Regions from separate parts of the Homo sapiens genome. Here regions 1 and 3 are each linked to region 2. Evidence: chromatin loops called from intact Hi-C (ENCODE). Cell type or tissue: heart right ventricle. All regions are shown on one strand.

Region 1 (8,000 bases), 74 kb after region 2:
GAATAAGTGACAGATTACAAAAATAGCCAAAATTATCTACACTTCCCTGTATCAATGCTCTTTTCAATGTTGCCTTGCCCCTCCTCCCATCAAGAGGCAAAGTCCATTTTTGAATCTGAGGCAGTCTTGGGACTTGCTTTGGCCAAGAAAATGTAGCAGAAGTAGCGATGTGCCAGTTCCAAGCCTAAGCTTCAAAAGGCCACGTACACTCCTACCTTCCCTTTTGGATGTCTGCCACCCCATGAACAAACCCAGTATACCGTACTTGACAATGTGGCCTGGTCATTCCTCATCAACAGATGGGTACCAAACACAAGACACACAATTGACACTATCTATGATGGGCAGAGTGGTGGCCCTCAGAAAGATATGTCCATGTCCTAATCTCTGAAATCTGTGAATATTACTGATATGGGAGGCGGGCAGGGAAGTGCTGGGTAGAGAAAGGTGGGTCCCTGGTTAGGGCTCTACCCCCATGGACCTAGGTGAGGACAGGCACTCATCCTTCCGTGCCCAAATGTTGCATTTTCCAAAACCACCCTGGCCCGCCATACCCCCATCCTGGGCCTATAAAAACCTGAGTTCCTAGTGGGGAGACACAAAGGCAGCCAGACGTGGAGAGGAGCACATCAGCGGATAAAGATACAAGCAGCTGGACAGCGAGAGGACGTGGAGGGAGAATGCCAGTGGAAGAGCACACTGACAGACATGGGAAGAGGCGGAGTTTGGCCGGGGCAGTCGGAGACCCAGGGCCACTGAGTGGTGGGACTCCAGAGGAAAATCATCTCCCTCTGGCTCCCCCACCTGCTGAGAGCTACTTCTACTCAATAAAACCTTGCACTCATTCTCCAAGCCCATGTGTGATCCAATTCTTCCAGTACAGCAAGGCAAAAACCTGGGATACAGAAATCCCTCTGTCCTTGTGATAAGGAAGGGGTCTAATTGAGCTGGTTAATACAAGTCACCTATAGACGGCAAACTAAAAGAGCACCCTGTAACACACGCCCACTGGGACTTCAGCTGTAAACATTCACCCCTAGACACTGCCATGGGAGTCGGAGCCCCACAGCCTGCCCATCTGTATCCTCCCCTAGAGATTTGAGCTTTGGAGCACTGAAGAAGCGAGCCACACCCCCACTGCATGCCCTCCAAGGGGCACGAGGGAACCTTTTCCATTTCATTACCTCATATGGCAAAATAATTTTATTAAGTTAAGGATCTTCAGAGGAGGAGCTTATCCTGGCCCTGAATGGAATCACATGTATAAGAAAGAGGCAGAGGAATTTTGAGACAGACACCCAGAGAAGAAGACACAAAGAGAAGGAGGACTCAATGTGACCACAGAAGCAGAGACTGGAGTCACATGGTCACAAGCCAAGGAAGACCTGGAGCCACCAGAAGCTGAAAGAGCCTAGGAACAGATTCTCCTCTACAGCCTTCAGGGGCAGCACAGCCCTGCTTAGTCCGTTTTTCATTGCTTATAACACCTGAAACAGTAATTTATAAAGAAAAGACATTTATTTCTTATAGCTATGGAGGCTAAGACGTCCCAGGTTGAGGGGCCACATGTGGTGACAGCCTTCTTCTGGTGGAGACTCTGCAGAATCCCAAAGCGGCACAGAGCATGACATGGCAAAGGGGCTGAGCGTGCTAGCTCAGGTCTCTTTTCTTCTTCTTATAAGGCCACCAGTTCCACTCCCATGATAACCTATTAATCCATTAACCCACTAATCCATGAACGGATTAATCCATTCACAAGGGCAGAGCCCTTACGACCCAATCATCTCTCAACACTGCCACACTGGAGATTAAGTTTCAACATGAGTTTTGGAGAAGACAAATGTTCAAACCACAGCACTTGCCAACATATTGATTTTGGACTTTTGGTCCCCAGAACTGTGAGAGAATACATTTCTGTTGTTTTTAGTCACCTGATTTGTGGTAATTTGTTACAGCAGCCACAGGAAACTAATACATTATCCTAAACCATCCACACTCTAGCCAAGCCTCCAGCTGACCCCAGATGCATGAGCAAGCTCAGCCAAAATCAGATGAACCTGGCCCAGATTAGAAAAACCGGGAACCCACTGGGTCATGAGTATTAATAAACAGTAGTGCTAAGCTACTGTTTTGTAGCAGTTGGTTACACAGCATAAGTTAGCTAATATGGTAGCTTTTCCTGCTCCTTTATTTCTAATTCTTCAAGTACTTATGTTTATCGAACCTATTCAAAGACACAAAATAAACTGTAGCCAATTTCGTTATTATTCCAAAAGGATTTTACATCCCAATGCCATAAGATTGGCAGCTTCCCTGTCTCAGTGACATTGGGCTTTGTTTTATGACTTGCTTCAGCCAAGGGCACATGAGTGGTTATGACACATGCCACACATGAGTGGAAGCTTTAAGAGCTGTTGCACATTTTGGCCAGCTCTGTTTCCTCCCTATGCCACAAAATAGCATGTCCTCAGTAGTGTTTGCCTCTTCACGCTGGATTTTGGAATGATAAGGACGGATGAAGCAGAGCCTAAATCCAATCTGCAGCTGCCACAGCCTACATGTAAACTGAGTGATAAATACATCTTTGCAGTTGTAAGCAAAGTTGGGGATTGTTTGCTATGCAGAATGGCCTTGCAAAGCTTGACTGATAAAATTATTAAAGAGTAACCCTCCAAAGAAATCACTTGAGTGAAGAGTTTAGTTCTAACTTTACATTAAAAAAAATTTGTTTTTTTATTGTGCAAGATGTAAAATATACTTTCAGTCTCTATGGGTTTCTCTTATTGAAAAGGATCCTTTAGTTATCTAAAATAGCATATTTCTATAGGATATAGTCTGTTAATTACTCATTAGATAGCGATACTGCCAAAATATGTCAATGTAAACATTGTAGACACTGCCAAGTTTATATGACACCAAAAAAAAAGAAAAAAAAAATCAGCACAGGCTGCTCTTTCATGGAGACCTTTAGTATGCCCATAACCCTAGCATGCTTTCCCCCATACATGCATATAAGGAAGGAAGCCTTCCCTCTATGTGATGAGTATCTCCTAACTTCTATGCTAATGAACAGGATAAATGCTAACAAACTGATGAGTTGCTGAGAAAAATTAATGCTCCTTTGTGAGTGAGACTGTGAGAGTGAGAAGAGTACTTACTGGGCTAGGGATAGAGTCAGGATCCAGCTTCTTCTGGGGCTGTGGCGGACCAGCCATCTGTGCAGGACCTCCAGGGAAGCCTCCTGGGTAAGACAGTTGTGCGCCTGCCATCTGGGGACCAGAGTTGGCTGCTTGGAAAAAATTTAAAGAGAAATGACTATCATCCCAAATCCAGCATGTAAGACTTGTTGACGATATTATGCTGTTCAGTCAAGCATGTTGTATTTTTCATCTTATTAAAAAAAGCAAGGAGTCAAGTATGAGTGTGGTTCCCCATTTCTTTGCTCTTGCCAAAACTCTTCAAAAACTACCATTTCTTAAAAGTAAGTGACAGATACCTAGTAACATAGGAACAAAGCTGATTTTCAGTTAAGGGTTCCCCTGGGTAACACAAAGCCTTCCCCTGCACCCTGTCCGCCTTACCCTGCTGCGGAGGATATCCAGCACCCAAGGTCTGGCCTGGAAGAGGTGGGGGCTGGTACTGGGCATTTGGAGGAGGAGGCCCAGAGAGCCCATCTGGTCTGTACATTGGTAGAGGCAAAGGTGAGGCACCAGGACCATTGAGTGTGGTGGGTGGTGGTGGAAGAACTTGAGATCCAGGCTGCAAAATGGAAGGCTGTGGAGGTCGTGGAGGAGTCTGCAATGATGTGGCTGACAGAGGGCCAGGGGGTCCCTGGCTTGGAGGAGCCATGCCTGAACCTGTGTGAGAAAGGAGACCAGCCCACTTAAATACCACATTTCTCAACTCTCTGACTTCTGCAAAGTACATGACAGAGATGTTTGTTTTCCTGACATAAAGCAAGAGGACACCCTTAGAAACACATGTTTGGGTTTTTTGCCACAAATTGAAATCTTCATTCAGAAAATAGAACAAACGCTATTTTATACAACTGGGATTTTTTCTTTTTTTTAAGGACAGGGTCTTGCTCTGTCACTGAGGCTGCAATACAATGGCAAGATAATGGACCACTGTAGCCTCAACATCCTGGGCTCCAGTGATCCTCCCACCTCAGCCTCCCAAGTAACTGAGACTACAGGCACACACCACCACGCCAAGTTCATTTTTTTTTTTTTTTTTTTTTGTAGAGTTGGGGTCTCGTGATATTGCTCAGGCTGGTCTCAAACTCCTGGGCTCAAGCAATACTTCCTCCTTGGCATCCCAAAGTGCTGGGATTATAGGTGTGAGCCACCATGCCTGGCCTGGAAAATTTTTAAAAGGTAAAAGCAACATTTATAATTTAAGTAAGGGAATTCATAGAATAAATTTTAACTCAGTTGTGTAATTACATGATATATGCATTAATTAAAGCATCTGTATCTGGTACAAATCTAGAAAATCATATAAAAATTCTATTACATAACAAGCATTACTCAGGTAAATTGCACATTCAATAAATTATTTGCATCCTGTGCGTGACTTGACCAAACAAATTTCAGAATTAGGTAGAAATAACCAGAGACAAGAGAAGGGCCACCAACATGCTCTCCAATCATATTGGAAATAGCTGTAAAACCAGATTATGTTTTCCTTTCTCTGATTATGGGAAACTGGGTTGCTTCTTTGGAGACTTATCCATTTTGAAATGAGTAAAAGACAGAAAATAGAGGGGTTTTAATGATACTTCAGAAAACTAATTTTAAGTAACATGGAAACATTCTTCATCTAGATAAATGGCCGACTGTGCTGTCATTACAGTGGAGCTTTCCATGACTCACAGGATATACAGCATTTCTGTTGATGTAAATCTCAGTACTGTGACTCTTTCCTCTCCTATCTTCTCTTTTCTGCCTCACAACATCTGAGCTTCCACTCTTTCCATGATCTAAACACATAATTAAAATGCACTGTGAAACAATGAGTACTATATTTCTGATTTGGGGGCCCCATCATAAACAATACAAGGTTTAAATTATCCTTATTTATTTCTTAAAATAATTTCACTATTCTAATGTTTATTTGTGAAATCAGCATTTTTTGTCTTTTCTTATTGTTCAATCATTGAATGGAAGGTATTCTGAGGGTCCTTCAATTACCTTGAAATAAGTGGCAGCATGATCAAGAAAACAATTAACTATAGCCATACATAAGATAGATGCTTTATTATTAAAAATGTCCAAATACTACTTCAACACAGTATGCCCTAGTTACATCTATTTTAAAAATGAAGAAAACCTCTCTCATTAAAAATGACCAGGACACAAGGCAGTCAATAAACACTAATAATAAAACTATTACCATAGCTGTTGATTTGCATAGCACTGAGCTGGCTGCCCAGCTGGGTGACAGATGAAGTGGATATAGGACCTGGATAAGAAGATTGTGCAGAGGGTTGGTATGGTGCATGTGAGGATGCCACATTGTTGACAGGTGGAGGGCCTGGAAATCTGAGAGAGGAAAACAGGATGTCAAACAATATCACAGCGTCTCAAGCAAATGGCGTACAATAATGTTAATAGCTTGTAAAATTAAATTAAGCCTGTCTAGTAGGCCTAGGAAAATGACTGATATTATATACTAAATCTTTAATTAAGCTTGACATGAACTCAATATGATCATGTAGCATCATCTTATATTTATGCTCACATGCTGAACATGCCAAGACAGAAAAAAAAAATCCTAATGTGAGCATAAAACCAGTTCTGGAAATCAATTTGGGAAACTGAGCCAACCAGAGCCTTATCTATACTAAAGTTAATCATCAACAGAATGAAAATCAAGAAAACAATACAGCCAGGAGCAGCGGCTCATGCCTATTATCCTAGCACTTTGGGAGGCTGAGGTGGGAGGACAATTTGAGCCCAGGAATTCAAGACCAGCCTGGGCAACATAGTGAGACCCCCTTCTCTACAAAAAATAAAACAAAATAAAATAAAAAATTAGCCAGGAGTGGTGGCGCTACTTGGGCGGTTGAAGTAAGATGATCACTTGAGTCCAGGAGGTCAAGACTACAGTGAGCTGAGACTGCACCACTGCACTCTAGCCTGGGCAACAGAGCCAGACCCTGTCCCAAAGAGAAAAAAAAAAAATCTAAAAATTACATCATGCTTTACCTTTGATTTAGCTTGAACTTATTAGACGTTTATTTTTTCTTGTTCTGCATTAAACAATGGCCGCTATCTGGACAATGTGCCTAGCATGGTTAATCTGCCAAATGCGATTAAAGCCTGCCTGAGAGTCACATTATAAATTCTTATGAATTTTAAATTTTAAATTAAGTTTTCCCAAATGGTATACTCTGATTTCAATTTCTCTATCTGAAAACTGGAAACTATTTCCCCATGGCCCATGTCTTGCCTTCTGCCCCCTACTGCCATTGAGAGGTTAGGAGCAGAGCCTGAGGGAAGCCAGTGCTTGCCTGAAGTCCCACAATTTATTTGTGACAACACTAGGACCAGCGTTTTTCCAGGTCTTCAGTGAGTGCACTATTCAAAGCATCACACTAATTTTATCTTGTCATTTTTCTCCATATGTTTAAATTGAATAATTATTATAAACAAAACAGAAAATTAACCTTCCAACCATTACTCTGAGTGCATGACATTAAGCATATTTGCAGAATAGTATCTCACACTTTGAGATAAATAGGTGAGTGATGAAAATGCTCTTTTCCACTCATACCTCTGAACAGCTTATTTCTGCAGTCTATGTTTTATCGGTAGCCGGAATTGACTTTATAATTTAGGACTCTTCTGTAATGATACAGAAAGGCTGCCTAATAAAATACATGTTGCAAGAAAAAAAAAAAAGAAAATGGTCTTTCCATTCTTTCCATTGTACGCACAAGTACAAGCTATCCTATAGCAGAAAATTGGCTAGAAATAATGGAATGAATAACATTGTAACCCAAAAATACTGTTAAACAAAACTATCCAATTTCTCTCCTGTCAAACTTTTCAAAAAGCCCAACACAGTTAGGCTAAGCACCCTTTGACTTAAATACTTTTTGGAAGAAAATGAATAAAAGATAGAAAATACAAACATTAACTTTTCACAGTAAAAGTTTTCTTTATATCTCTAATCAATTAATGACACTGGTGAAACACAAGCACAAAAAATATAATTCTAGTCCTGCATGACACATTTAAAATATGTTGTGATCACTAAAAAATGATTTCAAGAATTACATTAAAGGTCTGTTTTGTAAATCCATTGTTTCCTAAGACGAAAACATTTCTTCTTTTTAAGAAATAATACTTTTTCGTCTTTTAAAAAAACTTTGTCTGCGGGGCGTGGTGGCTCATGCTTGTAATTCCAGCACTTTGGGAGGCCGAGGAGGGCGGATCACGAGGTCAGGAGATCGAGACCATCCTGGCTAACACGGTGAAACCCCGTCTCTATTAAAAATACAAAAAATTAGCCGGGCGTGGTGGTGGGCGCCTGTAGTCCCAGCTACTTGGGAGCCTGAGGCAGGAGAATGGCGTGAACCTGGGAGGCGGAGCTTGCAGTGAGCCAAGATCGCGCCACTGCACTCCAGCCTGGGCAACACAGGGAGACCCCGTCTCAAAAAAAAAAAAAAAAAAAAAAAAGTTTGTCATAGGGAATAAATGAAGTAATTACACACAGGCAGAATATACATGTACTATAGAATATATTCATGGATGCAATGAGGTATGGTTACAGATGTTGGATTTGATAAGCAGAAACTGGGGATGTTGCATTTATATGGAGAAAAAACCTCCCCAAAACATTTTCAAAGGTGTTTCATAAATGCTAGTACTTTTAAATATACAGTTCTGTGAATCATTTTTTGTTTTTACAATACAGGTAGGACAAAATATATTTCAAACAGGAGTTATAACACAAGCAGCTTCAAGTATTTTTTTTAACTTAACAAAGGTTAA
Region 2 (8,000 bases):
ATATTTGATACACAGCTATAAAAAATGCCATCTAACTTTTATTGACATAGAGAAGAATGTGAACAAGAGAGCAAATGCAAAATAAATGTGGACTTGAGGTTCTGCTTTTCCTTTTATAGGAGAGAGACTAAATGAGGTTTATTCAAAGAATCTTCTAAAATTTCAAATTACTAGATGATGGAGAGAGTCAATTCTTTGAAAACTCTTCACACCTATTAATAACTTTTAAATGTAAAGAATTCCTGTATTTATATTTATAAATTATATTTGTTTATAAAATGTTATTACTGCCATCAGCTCATGTCAACTTTGTTAATATGCCTAAAATGTATTTAAGCATACACATTTCATAACAAAATACCCATCTCTGGATACAAAACAGAATCCTGTTTATATTAGGACACTTCTTACATATAACATTCTTTTGTTTATACATACCGTAGTGACTGTCAACTGAATATGCACATCCATTTTTTTTGTTCACATTTTTAAATGTTGGCTATAAAAAAAAAAACCACAGCCCCCCCAAATTGCATTCTTAATCTTCTCAGCTACACTGTTTACTGTAACAGCATCTAAGTGCCTGCAACATCATAAGCCTTCTATAGCTATGTGCTGAAGAAATGAGTAGTCGTTTGTAACACTTTAACATCTATGTGCAATAGGTAGCTCACCTGGCTTGCTGCAGAAGGACTTGCACAATTCTTCCGGTAACATGCCAACATATGGGCAGTCTGATTAACTAGAATTTCCCGGATGACCTTCAAAGGCTGGTGGAGAACTGCTTTAAAAGCTACATCACAAAACAATGAAAAGGACATGAGTTTTAGCTCAGACACTGATCTCTTCAAATAATCAAACAAAAAAGAACAAGTTGCTATTATCTTCAGACCACCCAGCAAGAATAATAGCATTTAAATCTGTTCAAGTCATTTGCTAATGGTCTCCTCTTGACTAAATATGATGATCTAACTAATGGAGAACATTGGCCTACCTACAGCAAAAGGTTATATTGGCCAGATTTACCTTCAGAATATTAGAATTGTACACACAGAAAAAAAGACAGGCCAATTTGTCATTTTTTGATGTCCTGAATTCTTACGGGCTGGATTGCTACCTTTTCCAAACTTTAGTGTAGAATTTCTCAAGGAAAGCCAAAGAAAATTCCACCTTGGGCCCATTCTATTTCATAGTTATCATGGTATGGATAAGCAAGTTTAGTCTAACATTAGAGATCGTCTCTGTCCATTAACCCAATGTGTCAGAGGGCATGATCATGTACCATAATAAGGGTCTAAGCATCATATTCCTAAATTTCAACTCAGACTGCCACCCCAGAAGTTAACTTTAAGTAAGTCTGTATAGCCAGACCCTGAACTGAGTTACCTCACTTATTAATTTAGAGTTAGGAATGCTGACTATTCTCTCTCAGCCTTTGCTTTTATTAGTTCTGAATTTACCCACCATAAGGTTGCAAAACTACAGTGCTTTTTAGCTACTGACAAATCTTGACTGAATTACTAAGCAAGGTTTACTGAACCTCAGGATTGGCAAAGTGTTACCTGACTTGGCAAAGAAGTTGATAAGAGCATCTGTCTCACAGCTCTTATAAAGATCAGCTAGCTGAGAGCTGCAGTTTAAGCCAAGATTGTGAATCCGAAGTCTTCTTTGACCACTGATTGTCGTGTAAAGCACAGCACACTGTAGAAGCAACATTGAGGTCACATGTTTTTCTGATTAACATATCCACCCAAGCTAACTTGATCTTACTTGCATTTACAAAACACTGTGTACAGATAGATAAAAGACCTCTAACTATTTTTCCACAGTTTTTTTTCTATTATTGTTAAAGAATGAACAACAGGAAATATGGGAGAATAATGACCCATTCATTTGCTGGGTTTCAATGTAGCACTTCACTGGTTTAAATTGTTGAGTGATTCACATGTAAATATCTATTTCACATTTCTACAACTAGTCTGCATTTTTCATAGCTCATGTTTTATTACCAGGGATCCAGGGGCAGAAACAATACCTTCATGTGCTCAGAGCCCTACTCAAGGCTCACTTTCTTAAAAACATACAACTAGCTTTCACAATGGACTTAGGTCTTATGCTGATGATATACATTTGAAGAATGCATAGATAGAAGCATTTCACCAAATATATGTGATTAAAAAATAAACTTTAGTTAAAAGTTCTTCTTCAACCTAATGCCAGCCTCTCTTCATCCTTTAAAGATGATGCCAATGTTTGGAAACTATGACCATGTATATCTAGTGGTCATAGTTTTTCTTGTTTTAATTCAGTCTCTATGGCTTCTAGTTAGTTTCACTTTAAAGAAAGCCAAATCCTATTCCACTTGCTTAACATCGTATTACGGGCTGAACTGTGGCTCCTCAAATGTCCTAACCCCCTAGTACCTAAGTATTTGGAGATGAGGTATTTAAAGAGGTAAATTAATTAAAATGAGTTCATTAGAGTGCACCCTAATTCACTATGACTGGTGTCCTTATAAGAGGAAAAACTTTGGATATAGGCATGTAACAGAGGGAAGATGATGTGAAGACACAGGGAGAAGAAAACCATCTACAAACCAAGGACAGGGGCCTGGAACAGATCCTTCCCTCTAGGCCCTCAGAAACCTTGATCTTGGAATTCCAGCCTCCAGAACTGTGAGAAAATAAATTTCTGTTGTTTAAGCTGCTTATTCTGTAGTGTTTGTTATAGCAGCCCTAGCAAATTAATATTCATATGGTAGATGTGAATAGGTGCTGAAGCCTAACAGAAGTGAATACCGTTGGAAGTCAGTTTGCTGATGCCTGTGATACTTACCACAAATTTGCTGGACTTGCATGCAATGACACATAATTGTCACTTCATATAAGTAGCAAATATGAATGAGTATGGAGAAACCTCCCAACTGAGTGTTCTAATCTACTGACTTTTGACTTTGGAGAAAGAGTTGAATTTTTTTATGAAGAGACTAACACATTTGATGGTATTTCAGTCTCCCCACTGATCATTGTCGGCAACAAACTAAAATAACGAAAGGTGGGAATACACTTTCAATCACCTGGATTAAGGCTCCACTGTCTTCACTGAGTTTGTCATCGTGCTTGAACTCCACGGTCACTGCCTTGTCACAATCGATGGCAGCCATTTCTACATCGGTGGTGTTGTTCATCAAGATTCCACCAAAGAAATCAGTGGCTCTGAAACCTAAAGATAAGGGAAAAAGGGAAATTTTGCTTGTCTTTATTCTACTGTTATTTTCTTTGTTGGCCTGTTATTAATTTGAAAAAGAAACAATTATTCAAGAGAGACCCGAAGAATTGTATAAATGATAATTACCTGTGCTGGTACGAACCCTCATAATAGCATCAAAGCCTATTTTCTTTTCAATATCATTTCTGAGGTCGTTCAAAAATTGTTGTCTATCCAAGTGCATCTAAAAAATAAAAGTCTAATCAATGTCCACCAGATGGCAGTAAAATACTTAAAATAACGTTCTCATTTTAATCCTGAGTTATAATAATTATTTTTAAAATCCCGATTTAGCATATTTTTTTATTATATATTATGCTTCTTTGGTTAAAGAAAATATAGCATTTTTGGACAGTGTTTCTTAACTTTTGAAACTAAAATCTCATCTATTATTTTCTTTCATTTTAACACTTGGATGAGAAAATCGGTTATTAATTGCAAATGGGAAAATTAAGAGAGCATAAGTGATCCACTCAGTGGCTTAGGGTTAGAGACAAGGTTAAGACCCAATGTATAATACCCGTTTAATGAGGCTAGGGAAAGACCTTGCAATTGGGGCTTTTTAAGTCTGACCACATTCAGAGCTTTGTGAAGCTATGTCAGGGAAAGTAGAAACCCCTTCTCCTAGCCCTGTTAACTACTCTACGATCACCGTATTTCTGAAAACTGTCCACATTCCACAACTAAGCAACATTTATATAATATGCACATGTGCACAATACTGAGCTCAGAGGTCACCCAAGAGAGGAAACAAACTAGCTGAGCTTCTAAAGCTTCTCATCTGTCAGTGAAACTCTTTAGGAAATTCTCACTACTACTTGACACATAGGAGAGACACTGACGCACGCATCTCATCCCTTCCCCCCAGTCCCAAACACGAAGGGAATGAAGGAGGAAAGGAAAGAGGGAGATCATAGACACAATCTTTACAATAATCCCTTTAGTTGCTTACATACAACTGGGTGGTGCCTGCATAGTTCTTGACCATCATTTTTATCTTACAATGTTATTGAATGGAAAAGACTATTAAAATTTGTATTGTTGAAGATAAGAAAGAAATGCTACGGCAGGATTCAGTTTTGCAACAACTGGAGTAAACAAACAACTGAATGGCAGCATAGGCAACATTAACACTCTTTTATTATAAAATATTTTACTGCCTGTTTACATCTTACTGGCTTTTCCTCTGCTGCATTATAACATTTCTTTTTTAGTAACATTGAAAGAATCAGTAATAATTATGGATACACTGAGGTACAAGTAAATATCCTTTTATATCAGAAATGACATGGGGTTGGCAAGTAACTCAAAAACTTAAATAGAAAAAAAAAAGTAATAAGCCTGGATGATTACACCACAGAGCACCCCCTGCCTACACATCACTTGGTAGGCTGCTCTTTGAAGCCAAGTCACTACCATGTAGATGATCACACCAGTACATAGCAAAGGACCTAGCAAGAACCCCAGCACAATTCACATATGCCAGGAATGGAAGATGATAAAGTCCTTTTTGGAAAAGTGGGGGGGGGAAAGCTTCTGATGAAATTTATCCCCCTAACTGGAAAAGGAGCTAAAATTGATTAGCATGGTAGGCTTCATGTACCTCAATACCCAGAATGTGGGTAGAATCAGTAAGGGTCAGAATTCTGTATGATTATTAAAAGTTTATTTTCTAGAGTGTATCTGAAAAAACATACTTTTATCCAGAAGTCTTAGAAAGAGTTGTTAAAGCTTTTTCAATTTTATTTCATTTACAATCTTTGGTCTTATCAAGTCCCTTAGTTTATAAAGAAATATGTAACTAGTCTCTATTCATAATTTTATTGATGATTAATAAAAACAGATGATGACTAACATTTGTCATTTATGTTGGAGAATACACCTTCCCAGTCCATGCCTCCACGCCTGCCCAGGCACACACATTAGAGGTACACCCCTGACCCCTTCTCCTTAGGTGATGGGGAGTGACTCATCTGATTAATAAGTTTGGGAAAAGGAACTGGGTGGGCACAGCCCAGCCTCTTCTGGGTCCTCTCCATAGGAAGGCAGCTTGCCTGCAGGAGGCACATATTTTCTGTCCCTCAATACAGTGTTTTTTTCAAGGCACAGGGGTCCACAGGAGAAACTCAGATCGTGCCCACTCTGTGCCGGGGCGCATAAGTTTGTGAAATTCAGGGGTGAATCAGCAAGCCCACTTGCCTGCAGACTCAGGCCCATTATAGTGCTGACATTTTGATTGTCTCTTGAATATCTCTCTCAATCAGGCTTGGAAAAGAGAAGTGTAATGAATTGATCCCTAAAATCCCAATAATTTAAAACAAATATGCAGTCACTTTTAAAAACATTATCTTAAGTATATTTTACATAAAATATATTTTTCTCCATTATGAAAGCTCACATTGATATTTGACTCTGAGGATGAATGAGCTCATTCTATCACCAAACACTTAGGAAGTATGGAATTGCCGAACCATAAATATATATGGTTCCTATATATATATATACACACACACACACACACACACAGTTGTCTCTCGTTATCTGTGAGGGATTTGATCCAGAACCTCCCACAGATACCAAACTCCACCAGATGCTCAAGTCCCTGACATAAAATGGCATATTTGCATATAACCTACACACATTTTACGTGTCCCTTAAATCACCTGTAGGTTACTTATTTTTAAATTTTTTGTAGAGACAGGGTCTTGCTATGTAGCCCAGGCTGATTTTGAACTCCCGCCCTCACGTGATCTTCCCACCTCAACCTCTCAAAGCACTGGGATTACAGGCATTGGGCCACTGTGCCCTGCCTATGTTACTTGTAATACCCAATACAATGTGAACGTTATGTAAATAATTGTTATCCTATAGGGGATAATGACAAGAAAAAAGTCTGTACATATTCAGTATAATGCAATATTTGGTTCTGAGTATTTTTGATCCGAGGTTGGTTGAAGCCAAGATGCAGAACTCTCCTTATAAAAAGGACCAACGGTATACTTTGTTTTCCATCTGCTCTTGAATTTATATGTGTCATCTACCCACCAGGGAACACAGCTTTTTAAACCTATAATCTAAACAACAAAATTAAAATGGGAGTAGAAGACCAAGGTGAACAAATTGCTGGCATTTACCTGGAAATTGTTGTATTTGTAAAGGGTTCCTCCAGTGAGCTGAGGAACCAGCCCCAGCGAGGCCACGTCCACATACTGACTAGGAAAGAGGAAGAGTGTCACAGAGCAGCCGTGAGCCACGCAGTCCTTGGCCAATGAGTCATAGACATTTGTTTGGGGCTGGAAAAGTATCTGGAAAAAAGATGCAAAAAAAAAGAAAAAATAAAAATTACAAAATGTTTTTGGTTTAAATTTTAAATTTCTATTGAATTCTTATTGAATTTTCAAAATGGAAAAATAGACATTTTCCCGTTAAGTGAACTGGGCTGAAGAAACACACTGTGGTCATCATCAGTGCAGTGGCCACCTGCTGAGCACCCAGTCTGTGCCAGGTCCGTGCTGTGTGAAATAATTGTGTGTTTAATTTTATTTGATACTCCATCAATCCTAATGGAGCTGATACTGCAGCCCTTACTTTACAGACTTAGATGAGGCAACTTGTGTGTTGCCGTGTAACCACTAGTTGGGTCCCTATATCCATAGCCTTATCCTTCCCACAGACATTCCCCTCACTGCTACACTGTCAGAGGTTTTAGGTGAAGGCATATTTTGAGAACCCCACACCTGTGCTTCATGCCTCAGGCCTCTGCCGCCAAGGGAAGAGTTTGTCTAACATGGTAAAACTCCTGACCTCGTAATCCACCTGCCTTGGCCTCCCAAAGTGCTGGGATTACAGGCATGAGCCACCGCGCCCAGCCTGGGGCCTTATTTTAATTTACATATTTCAGACATCGGTTTTTCTAGGAATATAAAATATTTTAAGTTGTCTGTAATCCAAAATATTCCTGTAATATGCAATGCCCTGGACTTAATTTATGAGATTTAGTTTCTCCCCTTTTTTCTTACATGAAGAACACACTGCCTCTTTAACTCCTCTTAATAATTGACATATGGATACTCAAAGAGTTACAAAGTACCTTCTCTTTGTCTGTATTAACCAGTTTTTTGTCATCTCTGTTTTTGAGCTTCCCTGGTGCTTCAGCAGTTGGCAAGGAAGAATGGAAGATGAACAGCTTCCCAGGACAGTCTGCTGCCTAAAAAAAAAAAAAAACCCAAAAACCCACAGAAAATGCCGTGAGTAGGAACATTTTAAGAGAATCAGAAAATAAAATATAAGTTCTTTCTATGAGCTAAGCACTATATTCATTTAATTTAATCCTCATAATAACCTTTGTGTCCTTGGGCAGGTACTATTCTATTTTACAGATTAGAAAACTGAGGCTGAGAGAGGACAAGCCAAAAGTCATAAAATTTGTAAATGAAAGAGAGCCAACATTTAAAGATAGGTCTGTGTATCATAACACTTTAAAAAAACTATTAAAATGATGTGTTACGACGAAATACTTTCTTATTTAGCCTACAGTATAGTCTTTCAGGACCAGGTAAATCCCATAATGTAAAGTAGATGGTAGAATTCCCAGGATGGTGATGCCAGAGAAGTTCTTATTTCAAATCTTCAGTAAACATGGATTAAAGCTACAGTGGTATTTTGAGGAAGAATGCATAAGAACGTAGTGGTGGTGTGGCAACAGTAGACAACAGGAACCAGCTATGAGGCAT
Region 3 (8,000 bases), 400 kb after region 2:
ATTAGATTAACTCATCTAACTGAAGTTCTCAGTATAAATGACACCAATAAGAAAGTACACCTAACCATATTATTTTCTTTCTTTCTTTCTTTCTTTTTTTTGAGATGGAGTCTTGCTCTGTTGCCCAGGCTGGAGTGCAGTGGTGCAATCTCCGCTCACTGCAACCTCCACTTCCTGAGTTCAAGTGATTCTCCTGCCTCAGCCTCCCGAGTAGCTGGAATTACAGGTGCCTGCCACTACGCTTGGCTAATTTTTGTATTTTTTTAGTAGAGACATTTTGCCATGTTGGCAGGGCTGATCTCAAACTCCTGACCTCAGGTGATCCACCTGCCTCAGCCTCCCAAAGTGCTGGGATTACAGGCATGAACCACCATGCCCGGCCTTATTTTTAATAGATGATCTAATGCCACAAAGACAACCTTCTAAGCCATGAAGGCAAGGATATGTATTCTAAATAAAACATATCATTTATCAAGCATCAAGATTAAACACACCGTTAAGAACCTGTGCAAGGGTTTGCAGCGAAGGGCAGGCAACAGCTGAACTTAGAATCTGTGTGCTCAGCTGACAGCGTTCTTGACTCTGAAAGTTTAAGTAATGAGAGTGATCATGCATTAGATTCCTTAACTCACAAATGGTTCTGAAACCCTTGCTCCAGTGACATCATAAATTTAACTATTAGAAGGGAAGGGAAGGGAAGAAAACCTTGGAAAATTTTGTTTGTGTGTTTTATTTGTTTATGCAATACATCCCTGACACTGATGGATGTGCCCATTAGTATGCTATTATATATTTAACAATTGCTTCTTGAATGGGGCAGCAGTAGGGATGTTTTGATTTGTAGAATTTGCAAATTTCTGTGGTATAAATGCTTCCACCATGGCCAAATTCAAGCTACCACCATGGAAGCACTAAATGCAGAGCTGGAAACAGATATGCAGTAGTAGAACATTACATATTTTCCCTATACAGTTACAATGGATATAAATAACCTCAAGAGCGTAACGTCTCTTCTATCTTTTATAATCTAAATTGAACTTGCTATTTTGAATCCAGAATCAAAAAGTTGAAATATCGCATCCCCATCACATTGTCTAGTATGTTGAGGGATATTCATAGACACACTAAAAAATAAACTTGCTCATCCTTCCATGGTCCAAACACATAGTGACAGAGACTCCAAACACTTGCAAATAAGCAAGGGTGAATATTCCCTGTAGAACTCAGCAAAGCTGACGAGCAACTCCCGGGAAATTGTTGCAAAATACCCTCATGTACTCTGCTCTGTTTTTCTTATGCCTTTTCCATAGGCTATTTCTACCATTCCTGGGGACTGTGAAGTGCAGCATTTTGCTTTGTTTTGTTTGGGGATACTAGAGAGCCAGACAAAGCTGTTCTGCATTGCATTAGGAAGAAGTATAAAAATTTTTAAACATTTTAATAATAGACTTTATTTTTTAGAGTTTTAGACTTGCAGGAAAGTGAGGGAGAAAGTACGATGAGTTGCTGTATAAACTTCTTCCCCGCTGCTGTTTCCTCTATTATTAGCATCTTGCATCAGTGTGTATTTGTAACAACTGATGAACCAATATTGATAACTGTTGCACTCCATTTTGTGCTGCTATAACAGAATACCTGAGATTGGGTAGTTTATAATGAAAGACATTGTTCATGGTTCCAGAGGCCAGGGAGTCCAATATTAAGGTGCCAGCATCAAGGGAGGGTCTTTTTGCTGAGTCATCAAATGGCAGAGGACAAGAGAGAAAAGGGGGCTGAATTCATCTTTTTATAAGGTCACAAATCCCACCCATGAGGGTGGGGTACTCATGGCTTAATTACCTTTTAAAGGTCTGAGCTCTTAATACTGTTACAATGGCAATTAAATTTCTTTCTTTCTTTTTTCTTTTTTTTTTTGAGATGGAGTCTTGCTCTGTCACCTAGGCTGGAGTGCAGTGGCCTGATCTCAGCTCACTGCAACCTCTGCCTCCCAGGTTCAAGCGATTCTCCTGCTTCAGCCTCCCGAGTAGCTGGGATTACAGGTGCACACCACCACACATGGCTAATTTTTGTATTTTTAGTAGAGATGCGGTTTCACCACATTGGCCAGGCTGGTCTCGAACTCCTGACCTCATGATCTGCCCACCTGGGCCTCCCAAAGTGCTGGGATTATAGGCGTGAGCCACCGCGCCTGGCCTGGCAATTAAATTTCAACATGAGCTTTGGAAAGGACAGACATTCAAACCACAGCATTAACTAAAGTCCATAGTTTACATTAGGATTCACTCTTTGTGTTACGCAGTTCTACGGGCTTTCACAAATGCAGTGTCGTATATCTGCCATTACAGCATCACACAGGATAGTTTCTCGGCCCTAAAAATCCTCTATGCTCCACTTATTCATCCGTCTCTCTCTACCTCCTTCCAAGTCCCTGGCAACTACTGATCTTTATGCTACCTTCTAGTTTTGTCTTTTCCAGAATGTCAAATAGCTGGAATCATACAGTAAGTAGATTTTTCCGACTGGCTTCTTTTACTTAGAAATATACATTTAAGAATCCTTCATGTCTTTTCATGGCTTGATAGCTCTTAATTAAATTTTTTATTTTGAGTTTTTTTTAGATAATCATAGTTTCACCTGCAGTTGTTAAGATGTAATACAGGGCTATCCCATGTGCCCTTTCCCAGTGGTAACATCGAGCAAAACTATAGTACAATATCACAACCAGAATATTGACATTGATACAGTCAAGAGACATAATATTTCCATTCCCATAAGGGTCCCTCATGTTGCCCTTTCATAGCCATACCCACTTCTCTCTAGGCCCCATCTCTCCTTAAACCCTGACCAATCACTATTCTGCTCTCCATTTCTATAATTTTTCTGTAATTTCAAGAATGATATACAAATGGAATCATACAGCATATAACCTTTTGGGAATGGCTTTTTCATTCAGTGTAATTCTCTAGAGATTCACCCGGGTCTTGTTCTCAATGATTTGTTCCCTTTTGTTGCTGAATACCATGCTGTGGATGGACCACAGTGTTTTTAATAGTTTACCCATTGAAGTACATCTGGGTTGTTTTCAGTTTTTGATTATCAAGAAGGAAGATGCTATGAACATTTGGGTATATGATTTTTCAAGAACACAAGTTTTCATTTCACTGGGATAAATGTCCAGTATTGCAGGGTAGTTCTGCATTCAGTTTATAACAGAATTTATTAAATTGTTTTCTAGAGTGTCTGTACCATTTTATATCTTCAGCAGCTATGTATGAGTGACCCAGTTTCTCCACATCCTCACCAGCAAATGGTGCTGTCATCATTTTTCATTAAAGACATTCTGATAGGTGTATAGTGATATATCATTGTGATTTTAATTTGCATTTCCCTAGTGACTGATGATGTTTACCATCTTTTCAAATGCTTATTTGCCATCTGTATATCTTCTTCAGTTGAAATGCCTCTTCATGTTTTGGCCCACATTCTAATTGGATTGTTTGCTTTTTTAATAGTGAATTTTGATAGTTCTGTATTTATGCTAGACTGTTTTCAAGGTTACATGTTTTGAAAATATTGTTTCCCATTCTGTAGCTTGTCTTTTCATCCTCTTAGTAGGGTCTGTCTCAGAGCAAAAGTTTTTCATTTTGATGATGTCCAGTTTATCAATTATTCCTTTTATGGATCATGATTTTGGTGTTGTTTAGCAACTCTTTGCCTAGCCCTAGGTCCCAAAGATATACTAAAGTGATTTTTCTTCCTTAGCCCATTAACATGGTGAATCTTTGCCTAGCTCTAGATCTCAAAGATACAGTAATGTGATTTTTCTTCCTTAGCCTATTAACATAGTGAATTACATTGATTGATCTTTGAATAGTGAAACAGCCTTGCCTCCCTGGATTAAACCCCACTGGCTCATGATATAAAATTCTTTTCATATATTGCTTAATTATATTTGCTAATAATATGTTAAGGATTTTGCTTCTACGTGTATGTGGGATATGGGATATTGTTTTGTAATTTTTTCTGTGTGCGTGTGTGGTTTTTTTTTTTTTTTTTTTTTTTTGAGATAGGGTCTCACTCTGTCTCCCATGTTGGAGTGCAGTGGCCTGATCTCAGCTCACTGCAACCACCTCCCAGGCTCAACTGATCCTTCCACCTCAGCCTCCCAAGTAGCTGGGACCAACCCACCACCATGCCCAGCTAAAACTGTGTGTGTGTGTGTGTGTGTGTGTGTGTGTGTGTGTGTGTGTTTTTGGTAGAGACTTGGTTTCACCATGTTGCTCAGGCTGGTCTTGAACTCTTGAGCTCAAGCAATACACCTGCCTCAGGCCTCCCAAACTGCTAGGATTACAGGCGTGAGCCATCCCACCTGGCCTGTCTGTGTGTGTTGTCTTTCTCTGGCTTTGGTATCAGTGTATTATTACCTTAATGAAATGAACTAGGAAGAACTCTCTTCTATTTTGGGGCAGAGATTATGTGACATTGGTGATAATTGTTCTTTAAATATTTGGTAGAATTCTCCAGTGAAATGATTTAAGTCTGAAGCCTTTTGTGGGGTGAGGAGATTTTTAGACTATAAATTGAATTGCCTGAATAGTTATATAATTAATCAAGTACTCATTTCATGTTGGGTGAACTGAGGTAATTTGTGCTTTTTGAGGAACTGGTCAATTTTTTCTAAGTGCTCAAGTTTATGTGAATTTATATGTAGAATTGTTTGTAGTATTAATATTCTTATTATCTGTTTGCTATCTGCAGTGTCTGTAATGATATCTCTGATTTTGTTCCTAATATTGTTAATTTGTGTCTTCTCTATATTTTCCATGTTAATCTTACTAGAGATTTATCAATTTTACTGATCTTTTAAAAACCAGCTCCATACTTCATTGATTTTCTCTGTTGTTTTTCTGTTTTTTATTTCACTGGTTTCTGCTCTTATCTTTACTATTTCTTTCGTTCTGCTTGCTTTGAGTTTATTTTGTTCATCTTTTTTTTTTAGATTTTTTGGGGTAGACACTTATTTATTGATTTGATACTTTTTTCTTTTTTAACTGTGCATTTAGTGCTATAAATATTCCTCTCAGCACTGTGTTGACTGTTTCCCATAAATTTTGATATGCTGTATTTTCAAATTCGTTTAGTTCACTGAATTTTTAATTTCCTTTGAGACTTCCTTTTTGTCCCATGAACTATTTAGAAGTATGTTGATTAGTTTCCAAGTGTTTGGAGATTTTCCTGTTATCATTCTGTTACTAATTTCTAGTTCGGTTTTATTGTGATCAGCGCTAACAATCTGAATAATTTAACCATTTTAATTTGTTGAGGTTTATTTTATAGCCCAGGATATGGTCTATCTTGATATATATTCCACTGGCACTTGAAAGAAATGTGTGTTCTATTGTTGTTGAATAAAATATAAATGTCAATTAAGTCCTATTCGTTGCTAATATTGTAGAATTTTATATTCTTACTGCTCTTCTGCCTAGTTGTTCTATCATCTGCTGAGATGGGGGGATTGAAGTTTCCAACTATAATTGTAGATTTGTCTATTTCTCCTTTTAGTTCTACTTTTTTACTTTAAATATTTTATAGCTCTGTTTTTGGTGCATGTACATTTGGGATTTCTAGGCAATCTTTGTGGATTCGCACTTTAATCATTATATAATGCCCTCCTCTGTTTCTGGTAATCTTTGTTGCTGTGATTTTATCTGATATTAATATCAGGTAATATTTGGTTGATGTTGCTTGATATATATTTTTCCAATCTGTTACTTTCACTTGCTTATAATGTTATCATAGGCAGTGAGTTTCATGTAGGCAGCATCGTCCAACAAACCATAGTTGGTTCACCTTTAATCCAATCTGACATCAATTGATGTATTTAGATTATTTACATTTAATTTATTAATGTCTTAGAGCTTAAGTATGTAATTTTATTTTTAGTTTTCTATTTGTCATCTCTGTTTTACATTCCTGTTTTTTTTTTCTGCCTTCCTGGAGATTACTTCAGAGTTTCATTTTGGTATAGTGTTTTCAAATGTATCTGTTCATATAGCTTTCAGGAGTTGCTCTAAGTATTGCATTATATATGCATAACTTATCACAGTCTACTGATGTTGTCATTTTACCAGTGCAAGTATAGAAAATTTATCTACTTTTGGCCAGGCACGGTGGCTCATGCCTGTAATCCCAGCACTTTGGGAGACCGAGGTGGGCGGATCACTTGAGGTCAGGAGTTCGAGACCAGCCTGGCCAACGTGGAGAAACCCCGTCCCTACTAAAAAAACAAAAATTGGCTGGGTGTGGTGGTGGCAGGCACTTGTAATCCCAGCTACTCGGGAGGCTGAGGCAGGAGAATCACTTGAACCTGGGAGGCGAAGGTTGCAGTGAGCCAAGATCGGGTCACTGCACTCCAGCCTGGGTGACAGAGTAAGACTCTGTCTCAAAAAAAAAAAAAATCTACTTTGATGTCTTTTTATCCTCTCCTGTTTATAAAATAATTGTCTTAAGTATTTCTTCTACATACATTTACATCAGTCAGTATTATAATTTTGGCTTCTACAATAAAATATAATTTAGAAAGCCCAAGAGGAGAAGGGAAGCCTATTGTATATAGCTATATTTCTGCTTACTATATACCTTCTTTATCTCTGATGTTCCAGGCTTCCTTCTTTTATTGTTTCCTTTCTGTTTTAAGAAAACTTCATTTAGTCATTCTTTTAGGGTAGGCTTTCAGGCAACAAATTCTCTTAGTTTTCCTTCATCTGAGGATGTCTCAAGTTCCCCTTTATTTCTTGCAGGATATATTTCACTGGGTATGGGATTCTGGGTTGACAATTCTTTTCTTGCAGCACCTAGAAAAATATGGTACAACTTCCTTTTGGCCTCCATGGTTTCTGATGAGAAATCCACTATTATTCTAGTTATTTTCCCCTTATATAAGTAAGTTGTTTTCCTCTGGTGGCTTTCAATATTTTCTCTTTGTCTTTAGTTTTCAGAAGCTTAATTATAAGTCTTGTTGTGAGTTATTCAGGTTTATTATGTTTAGGGTTCTCTTAGCTTCTCGAATCTGTAAGTTTATATCTCTTGTCAACTTTAGGACATTTTTCAGCCGTGATTTCTTTAAGTACTTTTCCAGCCTCCCCTTATTTTTCCTCTCCTTCTGGAACTTCAATGACATGAATGCTATATCTTTTATTAGAGTCCCATGAATCCCTAAGAATACCTCGTTCATTTGTTTTCAAGTCTATTTTTCTCTGTGTTGGTCTTATTGGGGAAATTCTATTCTAACAGCTAAGTGATTTTTCTCATTTGCCCCCTCTATTTTACTATTGAGCCCATTCACTGAGCTTTTTACTCAGGTTATTATATTTTGAGTTCTAAAATTTTTGTTTTGTTCTTTATATCTTTTATTTCTCGACTGAGATTTTTTTTTTTTTTTTTTTTGCTGCTGCTGATGGAGTCATTGGCAAAAAAAAAAAAAACCTTTCCATTTAAAGAATTTGTTTCAAGTGGTTTCCTAACTGCTTTCTGAAGCATTGTTTTAAATTATGGGTACTTTAAAATATTTGTCAGATAGTTTTAATATCTCAGTCATCCCAGTGTTGGCATTTGATTTTTTTTTTAATTTTTCATTCAGTTTGAGATTTTTCTAGTTCTTTGTATAAGTGATTTTCATAATATATATAAGTGATTTTCAATTTAAGCCTGGACATTTTCACATTATGTTCTGAGATGCTTGCTCTTTAAATAAACCTTCTTTTTCATCTGTTCTTATCTGACACTGCTCCAGCAGGAGTGCCAACTCATTACTGCAGGTGAATGTAGAAGTCTGGGTTCCCTATTTGGCTCCACTGAAACTTGAGGGGAGCCTCTTTGTTATTGCTGGGAGAGGACAGGAGTTCAGACTCCCACGTAGTCTTCACTAAGACTGCGGAGACAAGGAGCTAGTTACTGGCCAAAAGGAATGAAAGTCCCAACTTCCCACTCGGTCTCTCTGA

The links. Hi-C counts contacts between places; a loop is a spot of excess contacts. Peaks named below come from ENCODE experiments on the same cell type or tissue, not always from the same donor. Only the 100,000 strongest peaks of a DNase experiment are listed, where the experiment ranks them.
Region 1: a loop joins it to region 2, with 1.9 times the contacts of the local background. A loop is called at or near these places in 2 of 110 quality-filtered maps.
Region 3: a loop joins it to region 2, with 3 times the contacts of the local background. A loop is called at or near these places in 4 of 110 quality-filtered maps.

Annotation. Positions count from the first base shown.
Region 1 is chr4:118,811,870-118,819,869 of GRCh38, forward strand. It overlaps SEC24D (SEC24 homolog D, COPII component), which reads right to left. Exons shown (of 23, transcript NM_014822.4): 4 at 5,395-5,543; 5 at 3,582-3,857; 6 at 3,159-3,286. Among named protein-coding and RNA genes, the nearest start is that of SEC24D, 20 kb to the right of the region's middle. In heart right ventricle, no CTCF peak of the experiment used is centred here; no DNase peak of the experiment used is centred here.
Region 2 is chr4:118,737,587-118,745,586 of GRCh38, forward strand. It overlaps SEC24D (SEC24 homolog D, COPII component), which reads right to left. Exons shown (of 23, transcript NM_014822.4): 14 at 7,358-7,474; 15 at 6,402-6,572; 16 at 3,355-3,451; 17 at 3,077-3,222; 18 at 1,563-1,701; 19 at 675-793. Among named protein-coding and RNA genes, the nearest start is that of METTL14, 56 kb to the left of the region's middle. In heart right ventricle, CTCF peaks have their summits at 3,485 (motif pointing right) and 3,688; no DNase peak of the experiment used is centred here; H3K4me3 peaks cover 876 bases; H3K27ac peaks cover 4,476 bases.
Region 3 is chr4:119,141,300-119,149,299 of GRCh38, forward strand. The region is part of intron 2 of MYOZ2 (myozenin 2); the gene reads left to right. It overlaps LOC105379404 (a long non-coding RNA gene), which reads right to left. Exons shown (of 2, transcript XR_001741421.2): 2 at 4,952-8,000. Among named protein-coding and RNA genes, the nearest start is that of MYOZ2, 9.5 kb to the left of the region's middle. In heart right ventricle, no CTCF peak of the experiment used is centred here; no DNase peak of the experiment used is centred here; H3K4me3 peaks cover 7,479 bases; H3K27ac peaks cover 4,121 bases.